Linked DNA regions of Homo sapiens: all the other regions are linked to region 2. A link is a contact called in ENCODE Hi-C or POLR2A ChIA-PET data. All regions are on one chromosome and are shown on one strand. Each heading gives the region's core, a stretch centred on a gene start or an enhancer-like site at or near the end of the contact. The rest is flanking DNA. Distances are from core to core; before and after follow the strand shown. Region 1 holds the start of CAPNS1 (calpain small subunit 1). Region 2 holds the start of SIPA1L3 (signal induced proliferation associated 1 like 3). Region 3 holds the start of THAP8 (THAP domain containing 8).

Region 1 (2,712 bases), core at 136-2,635, 1.8 Mb after region 2:
TCAGACTACTCCCATATCAAGCACCGCCCCCAATGACTGATATCCGCCTCACTGGGGTCCACCCCCTTACAGCAGAACTCTCAAACCAGGCCTCCCCGGCCTAATTCATGTACCCAGGTTAGCCTCCAGGTTAATCCTATTCTATTTTTAGACCACGCCCCTCCCAGACCACGCCTCACTGAGGCTCCTCCCATTCCCAGGCCCCGCCCCTCTGATAGTCTCCGCCTTACCTGATGGCGCTGATGACTCCGCCTAGGATGCGCATGGCCGTTCCACCGCCACCGCCGCCTCCACCACCGCCGCCGCCGCCGCCGCCGCCGCCGCCGCCCCCGGCCCCGCTGATCAGGCCTCCAAGCACATTTCCCAGGCCCCCACCCAGGCCCCCGCCTCCCCCGCCGCCGCCGCCGCCGCCCTTCAAGAACGAGTTAACCAGGAACATGGCTGCGACTCACTGCTGGGGGGAAAAAAGGGGACCAGTGGGTGCTTCGCCCCTGAGCCCACACCCTCCCTTCAAACACGCATTTCCGGCAGCTGGACCTGGGAGGAATCTGAAGCCTCCGGGTGGGGGTCTGAGTTTGCGAGGGCGGGTTGTCCGCGGATGGGTGGGGCAGGTATGGGGGATCAGGTTTGCAACCTCCTCAGGTCTAAAAGGCACCCGTGGGGCTTGAGGGAGCCTGGACTGGGTGCACGCGTGAAGGGGAGGGTGCAGATCTGGTGGGGGTTCTCTTGGTGGGGACCCCAAGTTGGCGTAAGGCGTTCCCGACATGTCTGGGCGCTAGAATGTGAGATCCAGAGCCCAGCCTGAATGTAGAGGTCCTTGGCAGGTCATGGGCGCGGAGCAAACATCCACGGCCTAAAGGGCCCCAGGGCGGGGTTTAGGAAATCCCAAATGTGGGCTTGAGAATTTAGGTATTCCCAGCGGCAGGATTCCAGTGTCACCTCTGGCTCTGTGGGCTCGGGTCTAAGATCGTGGCTGTGAGCTCTGGGTTCCCGGACAATGGGGTTCCCCGCTGGAACTGGGGGCACAGATCTACGATCGCGGTTCAGGACACCCCAAGGAAGAATTCACAGGGTATCTCTGAAACCTATGGGCCTGTATTTTGGATCATGAGACAGAGGGTGGAGAAGGGTCCCCGGGACGGCATAAAAGGAGATCGAACAGGTCTGAGGGTTCGAATCTGAGACCATGGATCTGGGGGGCTCCTGAGGCCGAGACTTCACGGTTTCGCCGGGTCTGGGGGCCGCCAAAGTCGGAGTTGCGGGGTGCGGAGGGGGTACGGGCCGGGCGCTTACCGCCGCACACGTCCGGAGTTCTGGGAGTCGGTTCCACTGCCGCTCCCGGGCCTCCCGCAGCGTCCGGCTCCGGAGGGCGGGGCCGGTGACTCAGGCCGCAACTCTCGGGTCGGACACTGCACCGCGGCCCTGCTGTCGCCCGCGCGGTCCTAGAGCCGAAGCGGACATTGCGCATGCGCACCCCACACCGCCCGGCTAGCTGGATCCAGGTCTGGGCCCCGCCCTACGCGTTTCCAGCGCCGGAGGTCTTAATCCCGCCCTGACTCGGTAGGCGGGGGTCTTCCCGACACCCCTCAGGTCTGGGTGGAGGCACCCGCGGACGAGAACTCGGAGGGGACCCACCCCCCGAGTGTCGTAGTGTGAATTTTCACCCTAGGGCATGCCAATATCCTTCCAGGGTGGCGGTTTTCGGTCCGCTCACTAAGGGACTCCGCACGGGCCCTCTGCAGGTGTTGTCGCGACAAACACCTCCTGGAGGCCTGGAGTATGGTTTGACTCACACGCTGGGGGACAGTCGCCCGTGTCTGTGGCGAGGATTGAGGCTGGATTGCCTTTCCCAGTGCCTGCAGCAGCCCGGATGGCAGTCAAACCGCAGGCAGCGCCTGCGCCGCCTCCCAGGCGAACCTTACCACGCCCCCGCCCCAGTCAGGGGCCACCAGAATCATTCCTTCCTGGACTGGCCCAAAGAGTGTCCTCAGTATGCTAGCCTCTAAAGAAGGCCCCAGACACAGGAAGATTCCTTTGGCCACGGCCTGGTTTCTTTATTTACTTAAAAAATATTATTGTTTTTACATAATAGAGACGGAGGTCTCGCTATGTTGCCCAGGCTGCTCTTGAACTCCGGGCCTCAAGCCGTCCTCCTGCCTCAGCCTCCCAAAGTACTGTGAGGTACTGGGATTACAGGTATGGGCTACCGGCCTTTTTTTGATTTAATTTAATTTTTTACAATAATATTTTTACATAGCCTGGTTTCTTTTCTTTTCTTTTCTTTTTTTTTTTTTTTGTTTTGAGACAGCGTCTTGCTCTGTTGCCCAGGCTGGGGTGCAGTGGCGCCATCTCAGCTCACTGCAGTCTCTGCCTCCCAGGTTCAAGCGATTCTCCTGCCTCAGCCTCCCGAGTAGCTGGGATTACAGGCATGCACCACCACACCCAGCTAATTTTTGTATTTTTAGTAGAGACGGGGTTTCACCATGTTGGCCAGGCTGGTCTCAAACTCCTGATCTTAGGTGATCCACCTGCCTCGGCCTGCCAAAGTGCTAGGATTACAGGCATGAGCCACGGGAGTCCAGTACTTTTTCAGGACTCATCGGGGGGAGCTAAATCTGGCCCCCAGGCAGGCTGGCTGGCTCTTATCCCCTACCCTGCAGGCTGGCTAGGCTTGAGTTGAATCCTGGCTGTGCCCTGTAATAACTGCACAAC
Region 2 (2,834 bases), core at 171-2,670:
AAAAAAAAAAACAGCAAGATACATTTAATCATTTAATAAGCACTTACTGTGTGCCGGGCCTTGTGCAAAGCACTAAACATGAATTATCTCCTGGAACCATCCAAACAATCCTGGCACAAAAGTCCTATGACTACCATTCCACAGATGGGACACTGAGGATGGGAGCAAATGTGTGGGGGAGCTCAGGGCTGTCATGTCACAGCCCACAGTCAGGCAGTCTCTGGGCCAGATGGAGAATATTGAAGAACAATTATAATACATAAGAGCTGCTACTTAGTGAGAGATGGCGCTGGACTAGAAATACAATCTCAGCAAATCCTTACAACCCTTTGAGAGTGATCTTGTTATTATCCCATTTTGTAAATGAGGAACCTGAGGTAGTAGGAAGGGAAGTCAACTGGACCAGTTCTGAATCTGGCCCTCGGGGGTGACCAATACTACGGCCAGAGCCCCACCCTCAGAGGGTCTCTGGGCCACTAGGAAAACGCTGAATAAATGGTACCATTTACTGAGCGTTATATGCCAGCTGCTGTGCTAAGCACTTTACACATGGTATTCTCACTGCATCCTGAAAACAACTCGACGAAGTGGTTGCTATTTAAATCCCCATTTTATAGATAGGGAAACCAAGGCACAGAGAGGTGAAGCCAGTTGCCCAAAGTCACACAGCTGGTAAATGTTCAAATTTGAACCTGGGGTCTCTCTGCCTTCCAAACCAACGCTCTTAACAAAATAATCTCGGTTAACAGCAGCTAGCCTGCATTGGGTGCTAACTAAGGACTCACCTCTTTACATGCACACGCTCAACTAATCCTCACCCTATGCAATCGATAACATCTTCACCTCATTTTTCGGAGAGCTAACAATAACCCAAATACGTAGTAAGTGCCTCCTATGTGCCAAATGTTTTATTATATTATCTCAACAGAGTCTCCGCCAAGATGCTCTCCTACTCCGTTTTACTGCAGGGGAAATTGAGGTTCGGCGCGGTTTTCCCAGATCGCGGCTCCCGAGTGGCACAGCCGGGACGCGAATCCACCGCTCCCCGCCTCCAAGCTCTTCACCACAGCGCCGGGGTGCACGCCTGGAAAGTTGAGCCATGCGGGCACGAGTCCGGCTGGGTCCGGAGGGCGCGAGTCCCGGCGCCGCCGCCCCCCACGGCCAGTACCCACACCCGGCCGTCCGCCCGCGCTGACCCTCGGGGTCCGGGCAGCCACCGATTCCCCGCCACCCTTGCGCGAGGCCGATCCTGCACCCGGAGCCACGTACCTGGACGCCCCGGCTGCCCGCCTCGCGGGCCCCACGATCGCGGCGTCCAGCTCCGCGCCGCTCGCTGGAGACGCCGCCAGCTCCGGTGGCCCGAGTGACTTCCAGGCTGCCCACTTCCAAGCCGCTTCGCGCGAGTCCTCCTGGGAACTGTAGTTTCGCCCTAGCCGGCCGCGAACTCAAAAAGAGAATGGCGCGCGGGGGCTGCCGGGAGCCGTAGGCGCACCGCCGCGCTGCCTCCTAGGAACGGTAGTCCGCTGGTCGCCTTCGTGCAGCTCCAGTCTGTAGAGCACTTCCGCAGCCCCGAGGGGCGTGAGGGAGGGAGGTGTGTCTCCTGCAGACTACAGCTCGAGAGCCGCGCTCTTCGCCCCGCCGGGGCGGTTTCTCCTTTCTCCTGGCCCCGTCTACCTCCTCCCTTCATTCGGCGGAACCTCTCCCTCACTCTCTGCCAGGCTCGAGTCACTTACCCCTAGGACGCTAGCCCGGGGGAAACGGGGGAAGCGGAGCAGTGCGCTAGACCCCCAGCGGAGGGGGCGGTGGAGGAGGGCGTAGATGCACGCCCGCGCACGCGCGGTCGTCGGCAGACCCCGGCCTAAATTGCCGCGGGACCCCGCGGAGAGGATTTTTTTTTTTTTTCTTTCGAGAGCGCGCGCGCGTTCTCGCGCCGGGCGCGCGCCCATGCGCACGCGCGTTCAGACCCCTGGCCTCGGGAAGTCCGCCGGCTGCGGGGTTGGGGGCCAACCGTTCTGTGGGCGGAGTCCTCTCGCAACATCCGCCAGGTAGCTTCTTAGTTGCTGCCCCTAGCTCTAGGAGCTCCTGAGTGCACACGCCGTACCCGTCCCTTGTCGGGAATCCTGTCGCAGGTAACAGGCGCAGCCAATGCTTTGAGATAGAGACGCCCTGCCTTCCCTGCCACGTGCAGGAGGCCCGAGGGTGAGGGGCCCCAGGTGTAGTCGCCTGTCCCCGGCGTAGGCGGCTCCAGAGCTCTGCCTTCGACGGGAGCCACAAGACCCAGGGGCTGCCTAGGGGCCTTGTTATCTTGCATTCTTTTGTTGATCGCACATTCCTGAGGGTAACTAGTGTTTGTAGAGTACCTACACCTTGGGAAATTTTGTCCAAATTTAATCCACCTGGTGACATAACCAAGCAGCGGAATACCCCGCAACACACACTCCTTTTTTAAGGTATATTGCCACTCCTCCATAAGAGTTACCGAGGGAATTGACTGGAATTGCAAGGTCCTCTGGTGGAGAAGCCGGAGTCAATACCCTTTCCGCCTCAGCCTGCCTTCTAGGAAGATGTTCACTAACACTTGAAGCTGGGAAGCATATGTTTCTTCCTGGGAGAGCACATTTTTCCACTCATTCAACAAAAATGGATTAACCACCTATTCCATGTCAGGTTGGGTGATTATGGAGACACAAGAGAAATCCAGACAGACTGGACTCCTACCTTCAGGGAGTTTTCAGTCCAGTAGGGATATCAGGCCACCACCAGACTACAACAATGTAGAGCAATACTAGCTAAGAGAAATATACCCTGCACTTTGAGCCACCGAGGCAGGAGGA
Region 3 (2,742 bases), core at 19-2,518, 1.9 Mb after region 2:
GTAACACTCTGGACCGAACCCTCGAAGGGACCTTAATGACTCAGCGGGGGCCAGGGCAGTGAGGCTGCAGTGAGCTATGATCGTGACGTCTAAAGGCGATAGAACGGGGGTTAAAATATAGCAGGACTAGGCTGTGATTTACAGAAGCAAAATGCATTTCCACGGGTGGGAACCAGCGAGGAACCCCCGAATTGCTCCAACGCTGAGGGTGGAGCCGGGAAAGCAGCGAGGAGAAAGTGGGAGGGGCCGTGGCTAAAGGGGCGGGGGTTAGGGGACGAGGCATGGCAGGGAACAACCTGAGGGGACTGGCCGGGGGCTGATGTCGGGGCCACAGTTCTCAGGACGGGACTAGGGGAAACCTAGGAAGCCTGGAACTGGGGTAGACATGGCGAGCAGCTTCTCACCCGGTTCTGCACCGTCTCCTCGGAGGCCGTCGAGAGTCGCGTCCGCCGCCGTAGGCAGATTGGTGGGGCGGGGGGCGGGGAGGACTGGCCCCTCCGCGCCGGAACTCCCGCCATGACAGAGGGCAGCTTCTCCCCTGCATCGTTCCGCGCATAGCCTCCGGACCCTACGGCCGCCATCGTCACGCCGGAGGCGGGCGACCGTTACATCCCCTAACCGCCGCTGCCGCCACCGCCACGACCCACTGGAACAGCGAACAGCCGCGGGAAAGCCGGCGCCACCGCCTATTGGACGCGACGGGCCCGGCCTAGCCAATCGCAGGGATGCCGGGCGGCGCTTAGAACCAATGGGGGCGAAGAGGCGGAGCGAGTGCCTGGCGGGGCGGGGCCACAGCCAGTGTACTGGATGCCTGATTAAGCGTCATGGGGTCTTTCATCCAGACTGCGTTTTCATTATTCGCTGAAACATACAGGTTTTAATTTTTACGAGGCTAAGGCCACGGCCGCCTCACCTCGGTTTTTGCCGCCACCTAGAGGAACTATGTGCGCCCCAACGGTTGCCCGGATGTAGGCGTAGGGTGGAGCCGTAAGAGATTGACTAGCCAGTTGATTTGGTTGGCGCAGGCTCAGAAACGCCGTGACGCCGCCCTTCCCCCCAACACGTGATGAAAGTCGGGGTGACGAAGGGCCGGCTTTGCGCAGGTGCACAGTACTCGCTATGGCCCATTCGTCACGTGACGAGGGCGGGACTGTGGCACTGTGGAGGGGCGCCTAGTAGGCAGGCGCTCTCAGCTCTCTCCCCGGTACGTGACGAGACTCCACGGACGTCACGTGAGGCAGGCGGCGAGCGCGGGTGGGGCGGGGTTAGGCGGCGCTCCGCGAGAACCAAAGTGCAGCCGCTGACCCGGCAAAACTCAGCGGGGGCTGGATAGCCATGCCCAAGTACTGCAGGGCGCCGAACTGCTCCAACACTGCGGGCCGCCTGGGTGCAGACAACCGCCCTGTGAGCTTCTACAAGTGAGCGCAGCGCGGGGCGGGGCTTGAGGGAGGCGGGACCCTGAGAGGGGTGGGGCCCGAGCATTAGTGCTGCTGTGCGGGGCTTCTGGTCTTGCTTGAGGGTGTTAGGAAGTGGGGTTAAACCATGAGGAGATGGCCTTCCTGGCAGTGTCCATTGCACATACAAAGGTGCAGGCGTGGGAAACAGGAGTAGACGATTGACTACAGATAGCGAGCGAAGCGAGCCGAAGAGTGAAAGGGATGTAAGAAGTGAAGTCGGTGCAGGCTGTTAGAGAGCCTGCAGATGCCCACTTGCCCTCCCCACGCATTTGAGCCATCTGAAACTCAGAGCATCCGAAACTGAGCTTGCGATCGTGTCTCCCCAAAACCTTCCAGTCTGTCTTATCTTAGTAGCGTGCTTCATTCTTCTTGTTGCTTAGGTTTAAAAAATGTCATCCTTACCTCTTTCGTCATACTTGGGAAAGTCAGAATTAGCTTCGACTGTAAAAGATCTGTCTCCTTATTTATCTGGCTGACATAAGCCAGTTGGTGGAAGAATTACTAGGAAAAAACATTTCTTTGCTTTTTTTTTTTTTTTTTTTTGAGACAAGATCGCTTTGTCGCCCAGGCTGGAATGCAGTGGAACGATCACAGCTCACTGCAACCTCGACCTCCCGGGCTCAAGTGATCCTCCCACCTCACCCTACCAAGTAGCTGGGACCAGAGGCACGCGCCACCATGCCTGGATAATTTAAATTTTTTTTTTTTTTTTTTTTTTTTTTTTTTTTTGCCAGGCTTGGTGGCTCACGCCTGTAATCCCAGCACTTTGGGAGGCCGAGGCGGGCAGATCACCTGAGGTCAGGAGTTCGAGACCAGCCTGGCCAACATGGTGAAACCCCGTGTCTACTAAAAATACAAAAATTAGATGGGCGTGGTGGCTCATGCGTGTAATTCCAGCTACTCCGTGGGCTGAGGCAGGAGAATCGCATGAATCCAGAAGGCAGAGGTTGCAGTGAGCCAAGATGAGGCCACTGCAATCCAGCGTGGGCAACAAGAGTGAGACTCCGTCTCAAAAAAAAAAATTTTGTTTTTAAAGAGAGAGATGGGATCACCCTATGTTGTCCAGTCTAGTCTCAAACTCCTGGGCACAAGCAGTCCTCCTGCCTCGGCCTCCCAAAGTGCTTGGATTACAGGCGTGAGCCACTGCACCCAGCCAGGAAAAAATATTTCTCTTGGACATACTGCAGATGTAAAGTGGCAGAATTCCCATCCTTTGAGTGTCTACTGCTTTCTTAGTAGGAAACTTTGGTTGTCTAAAGTCAGAGATGATCACAAACTTTGCTGT

The links. Hi-C counts contacts between places; a loop is a spot of excess contacts on that map. ChIA-PET counts read pairs that join two places held with the same protein, here RNA polymerase II (POLR2A). Pooled maps may share reads with other maps.
Region 1: a loop to region 2 is called in a pooled map, with 4 times the contacts of the local background. The contact joins the promoter of CAPNS1 here to the promoter of SIPA1L3 in region 2. A Hi-C loop is called at or near these places in 1 of 50 pooled maps. POLR2A ChIA-PET finds 5 or more read pairs at or near these places in 2 of 52 experiments (GM10248 and MCF 10A).
Region 3: a loop to region 2 is called in a pooled map, with 27 times the contacts of the local background. The contact joins the promoter of THAP8 here to the promoter of SIPA1L3 in region 2. A Hi-C loop is called at or near these places in 8 of 50 pooled maps. POLR2A ChIA-PET finds 5 or more read pairs at or near these places in 2 of 52 experiments (CD4-positive, alpha-beta T cell and activated T-cell).

What each region holds. Positions count from the first base shown.
Region 1 is chr19:36,138,739-36,141,450 of GRCh38, reverse strand. It overlaps CAPNS1 (calpain small subunit 1), which reads right to left and starts at 1,385. Exons shown (of 11, transcript NM_001749.4): 1 at 1,294-1,385; 2 at 231-454. The coding sequence starts at 439. LOC105372385 (a long non-coding RNA gene) reads left to right here and starts at 1,469. Exons shown (of 3, transcript XR_935954.3): 1 at 1,469-1,560. RefSeq lists enhancers at 919-978, 1,069-1,118.
Region 2 is chr19:37,905,794-37,908,627 of GRCh38, reverse strand. It overlaps SIPA1L3 (signal induced proliferation associated 1 like 3), which reads right to left and starts at 1,420. Exons shown (of 22, transcript NM_015073.3): 1 at 1,270-1,420. It overlaps WDR87 (WD repeat domain 87), which reads left to right and starts at 2,034. Exons shown (of 6, transcript NM_001291088.2): 1 at 2,034-2,129. RefSeq lists an enhancer at 709-768 and a silencer at 1,069-1,308.
Region 3 is chr19:36,052,811-36,055,552 of GRCh38, reverse strand. THAP8 (THAP domain containing 8) reads left to right here and starts at 1,268. Exons shown (of 4, transcript NM_152658.3): 1 at 1,268-1,418. The coding sequence starts at 1,336. It overlaps WDR62 (WD repeat domain 62), which reads right to left and starts at 656. Exons shown (of 32, transcript NM_001083961.2): 1 at 405-656. The coding sequence starts at 581.